Linked DNA regions of Mus musculus: region 1 is linked to region 2. A link is a contact called in ENCODE Hi-C or POLR2A ChIA-PET data. All regions are on one chromosome and are shown on one strand. Each heading gives the region's core, a stretch centred on a gene start or an enhancer-like site at or near the end of the contact. The rest is flanking DNA. Distances are from core to core; before and after follow the strand shown.

Evidence for each region. Hi-C counts contacts between places; a loop is a spot of excess contacts on that map. ChIA-PET counts read pairs that join two places held with the same protein, here RNA polymerase II (POLR2A).
Region 1: a loop to region 2 is called in a map of heart, with 2.6 times the contacts of the local background. The contact joins two enhancer-like sites. A Hi-C loop is called at or near these places in 5 of 37 maps with a recorded cell type or tissue (adrenal gland and heart). POLR2A ChIA-PET finds 5 or more read pairs at or near these places in 4 of 5 experiments (Patski and embryonic stem cell).

The regions. Positions count from the first base shown.
Region 1 is chr17:13,696,365-13,702,199 of GRCm38, forward strand. No RefSeq gene overlaps it. Among named protein-coding and RNA genes, the nearest start is that of Gm24867, 24 kb to the left of the region's middle. Within about 2 kb of position 4,490, at least 2 of the 3 ENCODE cell types and tissues checked have a DNase peak (open chromatin) inside an H3K27ac peak, as active enhancers do; they include heart, where a contact is called at or near this core.
Region 2 is chr17:13,734,674-13,741,012 of GRCm38, forward strand. The region is part of intron 1 of Tcte2 (t-complex-associated testis expressed 2); the gene reads right to left. Among named protein-coding and RNA genes, the nearest start is that of Afdn, 23 kb to the right of the region's middle. Within about 2 kb of position 2,800, at least 2 of the 3 ENCODE cell types and tissues checked have a DNase peak (open chromatin) inside an H3K27ac peak, as active enhancers do; they include heart, where a contact is called at or near this core.

The sequences.
Region 1 (5,835 bases), core at 3,240-5,739, 37 kb before region 2:
GCAGCTCATATACAGTTGTATTCATAATCAAAAGTAACCCTGATGGCCTTCAGACAAATAAACAAAACTGTGCTACAGCTGAATGCATAGTGGAATCTCATTTAACACTAAAAAATAATAATCTCGGGGCTGGTGAGATGGCTCAGTGGGTAAGAGCACCCGACTGCTCTTCCGAAGTTCAAATCCCAGCAACCACATGGTGGCTCAAAACCACCCGTAATGAGATCTGACTCCCTCTTCCTGAGTGTCTGAAGACAGCTACAGTGTACTTATAATAAATAAACAAACAAACAAACAAATCTTTAAAAAAATAATAATCTCTCAAGCTTGACAGGAAATAAAAAACTTACACGGTAGAAGAAGCAATCTTTTTGAAAAATTTTTATTTATTATATGTAAGTACACTGTAGCTGTCTTCCAACACACCAGAAGAGGGCATCAGATCTCATTACAGATGGTTGTGAGCCACCATGTGGTTGCTGGGATTTAAACTCGGGACCTTCGGAAGAGCAGTCAGTGCTCTTAACCACTGAGCCATCTCTCCAGCCCTAGAAGAAGCAATCTTAACTTTAGCTCTACAGTATTTTGACCTCAGTAAGGCCAGTGGCTACCTGCGATTACGTGGGAGGAGGTGCATCTTGGGACTTGGATGTTCTGTAAAAGCCTGTGTGTTGAAAGCATGGCCCAGGGCTGGAGAGATGGCACAGCGGTTAGGAGCTCTGACTGCTCTTCCGAAGGTCCTGAGTTCAAATCCCAGCAATCACATGGTGGCTCACAACCATCCGTAATGAGATCTGACTCCTTCTGGAGTGTCTGAAGACAACTACAGTGTACTTACATATAATAAATAAATAAATAAATAAATAAATAAATAAATAAATAAATAAATCCATCTTTAAAAAAAGAAGAGAAAAGAAAAAGAAAGCATGGCCCTTGGCTTGGTGCTATTAAAAGTGAGGCCTGGTGGGGAAGTGTGAGATTTGGCAGTGTGGAATGACTGAGGAATATTGGGACTCCAGGCTCTTGTCTGGATCTTTGCTCCTAATTGACACGAGGTGAACAAACCATGCCATCTGTGCAAAAACCATAACTATTGTCTTAAAGGAAATAAGAGATAGTTCGTTCTGGAGCTAGTCTGAGTGACCATGGTTCAGGAATACAGACTCCAAATCCCAAGCTTCAACATGAAAGCAGTCTCATGAAGTTTTATAGTTTTACAAAAATCATAAAAATGACAGTCATAAATCAAGGCAAGTTTAAAATACATTGTTGGGGACATCAGAGAAGTGGTAACAGCAAGATGGAGTAGCTTTCCTATCAGCCCAAATGCTATGTGATGGCAGTCTTAGCTTTGGCATTGGTGAAAACTAGTAGTCTGTTAATAGATTCCAAAAAGTTTTTTATCTATTAGTCATAGGTTTTTAGCTCTTGCACAGAAATGGACAAGGAATAACTGGCTGTTCCAGAGGGCTAAAGCTAGCCTGAGATACAGTAATTGGCCTCTGGACCTGCAACATTCCAGTTCTGCCACAGTTCTAAAAGCTTTAATCCACCAACCAGTCTCTGCAGACACAGCTTCTTCTCATGAATTCCTGGTCACAATCCACAATCAGCTGGGGACTCAAACCTCTAACCGTGTGAGCCCGAGTAACCCCTTTTTTTTCCTTTCTGAGGTTGATAATTTCAAGAAGGTTGTTACACTGGTAGAAAGCTAACTTGGGAGGGGTGAACAGGCAGAAGCCAGGGACTTTCAGGGCAGTGAGAACTTGCATGTACAAAGAAAAGTCACTGTACTCTCAAGGGACACCAAGAGTAAACCCTAGCCAAATGTGGACTCTGGGTGGTGGTGGGTGCGTAGACACTCATTTGTGCAGCAAATGTACTATTGAGTGTTGGAGATTGGTTCTAATGCTTTGGTTCAACCAGGAATCTGTGTATCCCAATGCTAAAGGTCCTTGTCCCCAACTGGTTTTTTGATGGATCAATAAAGATTCCAGCAGCCAATGCCTGGGCAAAGGGAGCAGGGGCGGAATCCTTAGAGCTGTGTGGGCTGGGACACAGTAGGCAGGAGGAGAACGAGACTCCCCAGGACTTGGGGGAGAAGGATGGGACGCAGGAGCTGCAGGAGAGAAAGCCAACCAACCAGGTGAGAATTCAGGTGGGTGGTTTAGGAGAGCCTAGCCTTTGAGGTAGTAAAGGCACTTTAAAAATAAGCTGAGGGGTGTGTGTGTGTGTGTGTGTGTGTGTGTGTGTGTGTTTCATTCTTGGATCCAAAGATCTCCTGAGTGGTGGGAAGCACGACCAACCGGAAGCATAAAGCGGTGTAGCAAAAACTCACCACTACAACTGAGACATTGGGGAAAATGGAAGGCTTTGCCTGAGGGGAGTAGGTCCATGGGAAATCTCTACATCCTCCTCTCAGCTTCTCTGTGAGACTAAAAATTCTCCAAAAGAATAAAGTCATTTTTAAAGATAGCACAGCCCGAGAGATGGCTCATTGGCTCTAGGCATACACTGCCAAGCCTGATAGCCTGAGCTCAGTCCCTCGTGGAAGCAGAGGATAGACTCCCACAGGCTGCCATTTGACCTCCACACACATCACATGGCACACATGCATGAGCAAATGTAATTTACTAAGTATAATTAAAAACATTTTTGGGGATAGCTGCCATTTACTGGGGCCTATTTTGTGACAGCCACAGGACCAGAAGTATATTGTCTCAAATGATATTCAATAAAATATTAAATTCATGTGTTCTGTTTTTGTTTTTGTTTTTTGAGACAGGGTTTCTCTGTGTAGCCCTGGCTGTCCTGGAACTCACTCTGTAGACCAGGCTGGCCTCAAACTCAGAAATCTGCCTGCCTCTGTCTCCCAAGTGCTGGGATTAAAGGCGTGTGCCACCACTGCCTGGCAATTCATGTGGTTTTTAGAGACTGGGAAACTGAGGGATGTTTGTGTCTGAGTGTAGTTGTGTGTCCACCCTCCCTCTGTGTACAGAAGCCCTCTGTCTGGGCTGGGCTGTCCTTCATGCGACCTGTCATTCCTCTTCCCTACTATAGATCTGACAGGCCATACCCAGGAAGGCCACTGTAGAGACTGTCCCTCTGCTGTCCCCTGAGGCTGTGTCCAAGACTATTGACTCTCTGTCACATGGAACAAGGGGACAAACCCAAAGTGGAAGAGAGGCAGGAAAGGACACTCATCTTTCCTTATCAACCCCCTCCCCCCCCCCCCCCCGTGGCACAGTGTGCCCGAAAGCAACAGCTTGCCGGTTCTACATTCCAACACCCAGACTCATGAGCTCAACCTTATTCCTCATCTCCTTGTCGGTCAGCCCCTCCACCCGCTGAATTCCACGGTCCCTCCTTCTGGTCTGACCATTCTGTCTCACCCTTGTTATCTAGTCATCTGTTCTAGGAGCTTCTCCCACATTGTCCACCTGTGTGGGGAACTCCAACTTGGAAACTATTCCCAGGCTGTTGAGCCAACACAGTCCTGGGCGGGGATTCCTGTTGCATTCCCTGAGCGAGGAAGGAAGTCGTGTGTGGACACAGAAGCCTTCCTGAAACCTTTGACCCATATCCAGCCCCACTGTTTGATCCTCTTCCTCCGAAGTAAGGCATTTTTCAAAGACTATGACTGGGAATCGATACAAGAACCCTCCTAAAGTTGCTGGCCCTCCATTATCCCTGCTCCACAGTGGACTCGGCCTCTCTCAGTGTTTGCACAAGTGTGGGCTTTCTGGCCAAACAGCTCATTTTAGACAAAGGCCTAAATTCATCCAAAGAGGCTGACATTCAACCTACTCCACTCTATCTTTTTTAACTCTACTGTGTCCTGGACTCAGATTTGACATTGTGCAACTTCCTGACAGTGTCTGGCCATTATCCTGGAGGGAAAAGGCTATTTAAGTCCCTACTCACAACCATACCCATTAGCCACAACAAAAACAGGCCTTTCAGTGCCCAGGATGGTGCCCTGAACTTGCTATGCCCTTGTGATCTGGGTTAAATTACAGTACTTTCAAAGCTACTCCCCAGTGAGCCTGCAGAATGTGGAGCTGGCTGGCTCCGCCCTCTTCTATGCTTCGCAGCGGCAGCTCCAATCCACTTGGATGAAAGCTGAGTGAACAGGGAGGGTGTGGCCTGGTGCCTGGGACCTCAGACCTAGAGGCAGCCTCAGTAGGGCCCAATACTGCAAGGCTTCTGAGGCCTGAGCAACACAGAACCTTGAGGTGTCTGGAGCCATCCAACTCCCCTCAGGACACAATCAGCATGCAGAGGTAGAGCACCTAGAGACTGCTCCAGGGTCCTGTGTTTAGCACATATACCTGTGAAGTTAGTGAGCAGGGTGTCCTCATTCCACATGTTAAGAGCACCCCAGAGAGTTTCTGTAAATTCCCCAGGATTCCAAAAGAGTGAGACAGAAGTTTACACCTTCTGCTGGCATCCAGCCCAGCCATGCTGTCAGGGTCTGAAGAGACAATAAAGTATGCGAATAACTCCTCAGAGCCCTCCTGGCTGACCCCTGCCTGCTCTGACCTCACATATGTAAGCCCCTCCTGTGGAGACCCTGCTCTCAGCCCTACAGAGCCCTGGAACTGCCTACCAAGCAAAGGTTTGCAAAGGCTGCCTGCAGCAGGTGAGGCAGGCTTTCTCCTGTTCGTTCAGCTGTCTTCTGGTTATTCGTCTCCTCTCTGATGTTCTGTGTGTATGCTCCTTCTTCATGTCAGCCCATAAGATAGCTGGAAGCCCGTGTTTCTTGGCTGAAAGAGCCCATCCTGGAGAAAGTCCAATGCACGAAGCACACAGGAGACAAAGTGAAGTGGGTTCCTTGAACCCTGGCTTGGGGATCTCACTGGGGAAGCTGGATTGCTCCTGTGCTGCTACCAGACACAGATGAAGGTCAGAGCTGAGCCTGCAACTGTGCTAAGGACCTTCGCCACCAAGGCTTTCTGCCACACAGATGGAGAGTCCATGGTTTTTGTTTGTTTTAAGGCTCATTTATTTATGTATATCAGTACACCCTTTGCTGCCTTCAGACATACCAGAAGAGGGAGTCAGATCCCATTACAGATGGTTGTGAGCCACCATGTGGCTGCTGGGAATTAAACTTAGGACCTCTGGAAGAGCAGTCAGTGCTCTTAACCGCTGAGCCATCTGTGCCCCTGAGAATCTGTGTTTTAAATTGAGCAAACATTCTTCTCCTACCATTCCTCTGAAAAGATGTGTGACCTGAAGAGGCCCTCACACTTCTCTAGGGATCCAGCGGTGTGGGTGGCCCAAAGCCACCACTCAAACCAAAGAGCTGCCAGCAGAGTCTGGGGATGCAAGGGTGTAAAAGCCCCCCTTTCCCTGGCCCCATCCATAACGGGAAAGGTCCTTTGTAACTTGAATTGAAAAGGGAATTATGGGTTCTGCCCGCACTGATACCAAAGCTGTTATGTGGACCTCAGGGTCCTCCTGACACCCCACTTTATGTCAGTAAAGAGAACACAATGGAATGCAGTGCCTGGGAGTGGTAACCACAATATCCACACTGCTTTGGACAGATATTCACCTGGGGCAAGATGGATTCATTGCAAAGATGAAGGAGACTGCCACCTTCTGTAGGACATACCATACCAGCAAGCCTGCCTACCTTGGTGGACCTGAATAGTGACAGAGACTCCCTAGATCACTTTCCCAGCCCCTCTGGTCAGCAGAACACCTTATCCTTTTTTGCTCGCCAGAACAGCAGACTCCATTAACTCAGAGCAACAACACTACGGTTTGCATTCTTACTCAGCGGCTGCTTGTCATCCCACAAGGTATAATTATGTTTGTGTGTGTAGA
Region 2 (6,339 bases), core at 1,550-4,049:
CCTCCAGGTCTCCCTCAGGCGGGCTTATTTTCCCTTGGAGTCAATTCCCAACCTATAATGCAAGGAGTTGGTCGCTAAGGCAGAATTTAGAAAAACTATTACGTTTTTTTCTCCTTGAGTGGAAATGTAATTTTATCTTTTGAAACTCATATTGCACGTAAGGCTCCAAAAGTAACATGCAAGAGATGAGGATGTCCAAGCAAACCAACAAGAGCGGCTAACTAGAATCTTTGCCACCAGTTTCGCTACTAACCTTCAGCTACCCTTTGGGTGAAGCAGGACAGAAGGTAGGGCCTGAGCAGAACACAGGCTTGGAGCGCAGAAGGCTGTCAACAGGGGCGGTGGCAGCAGCAGTGACAGCAGCCCTGGAGTTGATCTTGTCTTTGAATCTTTTGTCTGTAGATTTTTTCTTTTAATCTTTCTTTTAATCTTTAATCTTTCCCCTTTGATGAGATCATCTGCACATTTGAAGGAAGCTAATGCTTTGTACAGGTGGCAGGCCAGTTCAAGCGAGCAAAGTTGGCAGCGGTCTTGTATCCCTGTGAGAATAGTATACTTTACTCTCCTACTCAAAGTCCACACCTTCTTGAAGAGTCCTCAAACACAGTAAAGTACCAAGTGAGAGACTTGGGTCGCCCTCTAGTCCAGCCAGTAGGGACCAAGGTGCAAAGCGGCCATCATTCAAGCACAGCCACCGTCCCATCCTGTGTTAAAAAGAGCCTTGGGAATACAAACAGGAGAGACATCAGAAGGCCTGGCTTGTGACTGGTCCCATTCTTATTAGCAAAGGAGCCTCATGCTTAGCATGGAGAGATTCTTAAATACTGAGTGGGTTCTTAGCTCATTTCTAAACTCTTCTTAGAGAAATCGGTTTCTACATTTCCAAAATAACAGATTTCCGACAACTGTCGTAATTATAACAACGTCTCGATTCGACCGACATACCTATTTTTTTCCCCTGTCATCTACTTTCATACACAATGAAAACAAATTACAATCACGCTTCAGCATTCAGAGTAATGGCAATAGGCACACCAAGTTTGTAAAAAAATCAGAATCATAAAACTTCAAGAGGAATGCAATTTGCTTGCTTTCTTAAAAATTCAGTTAAGAGTACATGGGAGGACCTCAGTCCAGCCTGGCGTTAACCGGGCATAACACTCGGCCCTGTATGCCTCTTATTGAACTATGCTCGGGGAGGGGACAACACTCATCTGAGTGTCCCTGAGCAAAGGGCCGTGTTCTTATTCAGCCTGTGCTCTTGCAGCTTGTCACAGACCTGGCGGGTCAAGGACAGCTCATGGACAAGGGCTCATGTGGGAAAGGAATGAGGTGCTAAGCACATGCCCACCCTCCTCCTCCCCTCAGTCACAGACAAGGGACAGCTCTACACACTGCGAATGATGCATTTCTTGTTAACCCTTTGAAAACTGTGCTCTACACTAACAGGTATCTTAGCAACAAGGGCACAGAGATTTTTGCCATTGGCTTGGGAAATGGAGCTGCTGCAGATTCATCCAATCCATGTAGCTCTCAGTAATATGGTGCTGTGCAGTGCTGGCTTATGGATAGGAGGAAAGGCCGCATGGAACAGTTATGAGGTGTTGACTTGGAAATGTGGGGGTCTATGTAGGTCAGGATTTCATGTAAGGATGACAACGTTTTTCTGATTGTGTTTGAAGCATAAGCCCTAAGTTCACATGCTGATGGTATTTTGAGGTACGAGCTTCAGGAAGCCATCAGAGTTATTGAGGGTATGATAGAGTGGCTCCCCCACCCTTCCCCCTCCACCATGGCATCTGTTGCTTAATGAAACAGAGGTAGAGAGACTAGAGCAGGCAAGAGCTCCATCTCTCATCCTGTGACAACTCCCACGCTCTGGTGTTGCACCAAGGATGCTGACTTCTTGATCTTGAACTCCCCTGCCTACAATGCCATGAGGAGTAAATGTATTTTCAATATAAATTATGGTTTATATGTGGTACCGTGCTACAGTGATGAGAAACAGACTAAGACACTTTTGTAGCTTAAACTAAACACAGTCTAAAACCCCAGGATTGCTCCACCTTTTCCCAGACTGGGTCATTCATGTGAGCAGTTTTAAAACTATCCAGTTTCTGGGGCTTATGAGATCACTAAACTCGTACAGGTGCATGCCACACAAGGACTGAGCTCAGTACTTGGGACCCATATGAACGCCGGAGAAAACTAACTCCACAAAGACAGACACACACACAGTAAATTAAAAACCAACCAAACAAACAAAAACAAACAACCTTTCTTATTTCTTACAACTCTCTTATTTCCACATTCACTGAAGTCCTCTCTTGATTGTACCAGGTGAACAATACCTGTCATTTTCAGCTGCTACATCCTTATCTCCCCATAATTCATATTAATATTATATTTCATAAGTGATAAAGCTTTTCCTGAGAGTGTTGGAAACTATGGTATGCTTGGGGTCAGATGTTACAATAAAGACTAGCCAGTGCTTTGGAGAGAGAGAGAGAGAGAGAGAGAGAGAGAGAGAGAGAGAGAGAGAGAGAGAGAGAGAGAGAAAGAGAGAAAGAGAGGGGGGGCACTGTCACAGCTGTGACAGACACTTGCAATGAGTCACACAGAAACTGAGTCTCCAACAGGTGGGTCAAATCACATCCCTCCATGCTGCACAGAAGGCTCTGGAAAAAGCTGGGCAGAAGCAGGAGCCAAAAGCCTACAGAGACAGCAGCCTGCGCAGTGCCTCCCGTTGTGCTGGTTTGCTCAGGGAGATGCATGCTTCTTGCAGTGTTTTAACACCCCTGACTCACTGCGCCATGATCATGTCTGCCACACAGGACTAAGGTCTAGGTCTAAGCCAGTGCCTGCCTCTTTTTAGAGCTCAGCTGAACCATGTCTGGATGTTGGCAGCTGCCCCCTCACCAGCTCTGGCCGGCCTCTCCCGACACAATGAGAGGATACAGTGCATTTCCAGGCATTGACGGCCAGGGCAGGGAGTCTCAGCCCAGACATTTTCTCAATAGCCCAGTAGCCTTGCAATTCCAAGCTGAGCAGGAATAAAACACAGGCGAGAGAGGCTTTTGGACTCAGTCTCCTGTCACCTCACTGAGTCATCTCAGCTGCAGAGGTGAGACTTGCTCATCATCCTGCTTTCTGCCTAGGCCTCAGCCATGATGAAAGGCTGTTCCCAGGGGAACGCCCAAACATTGCCCAGGATGCTCTGTTTTACTAACACTCATAGATCTCAGGTGCAGTGGTTGTTTTCATACGTGAGGTGGGAGATCGCCCAAAAAAGGACAAGGTTATTGTTCCTTCCTTCTCAGCTGTCCCCTTCAGCTGGGTCCTCACCAGCCAAGTTTGCTAAGAGTGGAGTTGAGTTTTGATGGAGAGTTGAAATTGGCAGCACGATGCAGGAACTGGTGCGCCATTCCTTCTGCTGGGCTCTCTATTCTACCATGGACTTCAATCTAAGGGTCCACATTTCTGAAGGATTTTCAAAATCGTGTGCCTTGTTAGTAAGAAAATCAATATCACAATAGAGTTTACTACCATCCAGGAAAGTAAGAGGGAAGTTGGGGAATGGGGTGTGTGTGTGTGTGTGTGTGTGTGTGTGTGTGAGGAAGTGAGGCAACAGGCACCGAGGGTCTGCTCCTTATCAGTTTCCACATGCACTGCTCCTCGTCCATGCTCCAGGTGCCATCTGTGTGGTACACAGCAATTGCCAGAGCTGCCCCAACTGGACCACGAAGAGACACTGAGAGCAGAGACTCTGCTCTGGCTCTTCCTGTTCACATAGGATCTGTGGTCGCTAGCAGCCTGTCTCTCCCAGTGACATTCCTCAAGATGGATTGTGTTTCAGATTTGTAATTCCTTAAATATCTTTCCTGCTGACCCTCCCTGATGCCTGAATGCTGTTACCTAAGAAACCAGCACAACAAAGATGCTCGAGGGACAGGGAGTTAAAGTGTTAGGTATGAAGGTTTTGGTTCTGGCAGCAGCTGGAGACAGGACCTCCGGTGTCAAGATGACTTGTAGCCAGGTCAGGGTCTGTAGGCAAATGGTCAAGAGGTGGCATATCCTGAGCTATGAATCCAGAAAGATAGTGCGAATGTATGACACCATAATGCACAGTTTTAAAATTATTTTTATGATTGTTGAGACAGTCTCCTTCTGTGTCTCAGAGTAGTCAAACCTGTGACTCCCCTGCCTCCGACCACTGAGTACTGGGTTCACAGGCATGTGCTACTTATTCCATCTGACCCATTTCCTTGTTATTTAGGAAACCGAAATGGACCATGGTCTGTGATAGTGTCCCGCACTGTGTTGTGTGAGCAAATGTGGTTCATGCTATCCAACTGGAAGTGGTAACTTTTAAGGTATTCTGGAAATTTCCAGAAATCACTGAAGAGTATCAGCCCTCAGTGAAACTAGGCAGTTCCTCTTTTCTCAAGTGACTGCAGCAGAATCATGGTAATCCATGGTTACAAAGTAGACAGTCCAGATCTCCACAGAGAACAACCTGCCACTCAGATGTGGCTTTGGATATGCTGATCCTCCAAAAAGTTACAGTGATGCAAAGGTAGGGACCCTCCAAGCACCTGAGTTAGTGTGAACTCAGACACATGGGGTTGGAATATAAGCCCAATTTCAAAGGCTTTGTTACATGGAGAATGTAAAATACTTTACTGGTAATTTTTGCATCACACATATGCTAGACTACAGTATTTTCTATACATGGAGCAAAATGTAGTATATAATGAGAATAATTTTGATCTGTTTCTTTTTATTGCTGCAAGGTAGCTAAAGGGAGGTTTAAATTGCGCAAGTGGTTGTGTTATATTCCTGTTGGACAATGCTAGTTTTTACCACTTCAAAATATCTGGTGGTTTCTATAAGCTGTGGGGTAACAATCAAAATGTAATCTTTTGTAGGTAGTCATTACATTTCTTTCAACGATTTCAATGCCAATGTGTATTCTATAAGAGAATGGCTTCCTAATTAAGTCGGTTTAGAAGCAGATACTGGTGTTACGCATTTTTTATAAAAAATAAATTTTACATAGTGAAATAAAAAAAAATCTGGTGGTTTCATTTGGTTTTTTTGTATTGTTTCAAGACAAGATTTCTTGGTACAGCCTTGGCTGTTCTAGAACTGCACAGCAGGCTGGCCTCGAACTCAGAGACCCACCTGCCTCTGCTTCTGAGTGCTGGCATTAAAGTTTTGCCTACCACACCCTGGTCCTCCATTGGGTTTCTTTGACTTAGTGTGCTGCTAAAATAAAAACAACTTTTCTGAAGCTTATAAATGTTTTTTTTTTTTTAAATGGAGTTATACCCATTGTTCTTTTCCCTTTGGTTATAAAAACAAGAGGCTGGGGACTGGCTTCAATGGCTTCTGAGGTCCTCTGAGCGGCACTAGCACCGTTCTGTGACTTGGTGAAAAAGATCCCAGGATATTCCTAGAGGACGCAGTCTAACTGGAGACTCATGTGGTAGAAGCATCCTCACTGGGACCTGCTCCCAACCTGCTCAGGTGGGGCTTGGGTTTCAGAGGTGGGAGGTGTGGGCCTGTCTCCCCTGTATTTGCAGACTTGAGCTGGTCACTCAAGTGCTTTGTCACTGACTTTCCCATTGTATGATAGAAGAGCCCTTCACCAAAGACATCAAAGGCTCAGGATAAAGGCGGCTAGAAGCACAAATAACACTCCGTGCTATCTTTGTGGGCTGTGAAATAAGGCCTCCTCTCGACAGAGAGCAATGGGAGAACATGGTTCAAAACTGGATAAAAATTATTAATTCAATTAAGAAAGACAGACAGGTGTCTGACAGTAAATGAAATTTTCACAGGGTGTGATTTTTTTTCTCCTAAAACCCCATATTTATCTCAAAACAAAACTATCAGATGCCCAACCTAGTACTTAGGCTGTGAATGCCGCCCTCTGTGACAACGCTGTCTTGCTGGCTGTGTGTGCTGTGGACTGTAATTATTTAATGTCTGCCCTTCACTTATATAAATGGGCCAGCGTGTAAACCTGTTTATGAGGGGTGTGGCTCAAGTTAATAACGAGGCTTTAAAAAAAAAATGTTTGGAATAAATCCCATCAGCTTCCACCACTCTCGGTGAGTCAGGATGCAGTAGCGACAGCAGGCAAGTTTCTTGATTTTCATGCCCCTGTTCTACAACAGCAACAGCTTAGGGCTCATGCCGTTCACCCTTAGGATTAGTGCCACAGGCCAGGAAGCAAGAGGAAGGGAGGTAGTTGCCTCCCCTGGAATTCTTAAAGCCCAAACAGGAAGTGCATTTGCCAGAAAGCACAGGAAGTGAAACCCACCACACAGAGAG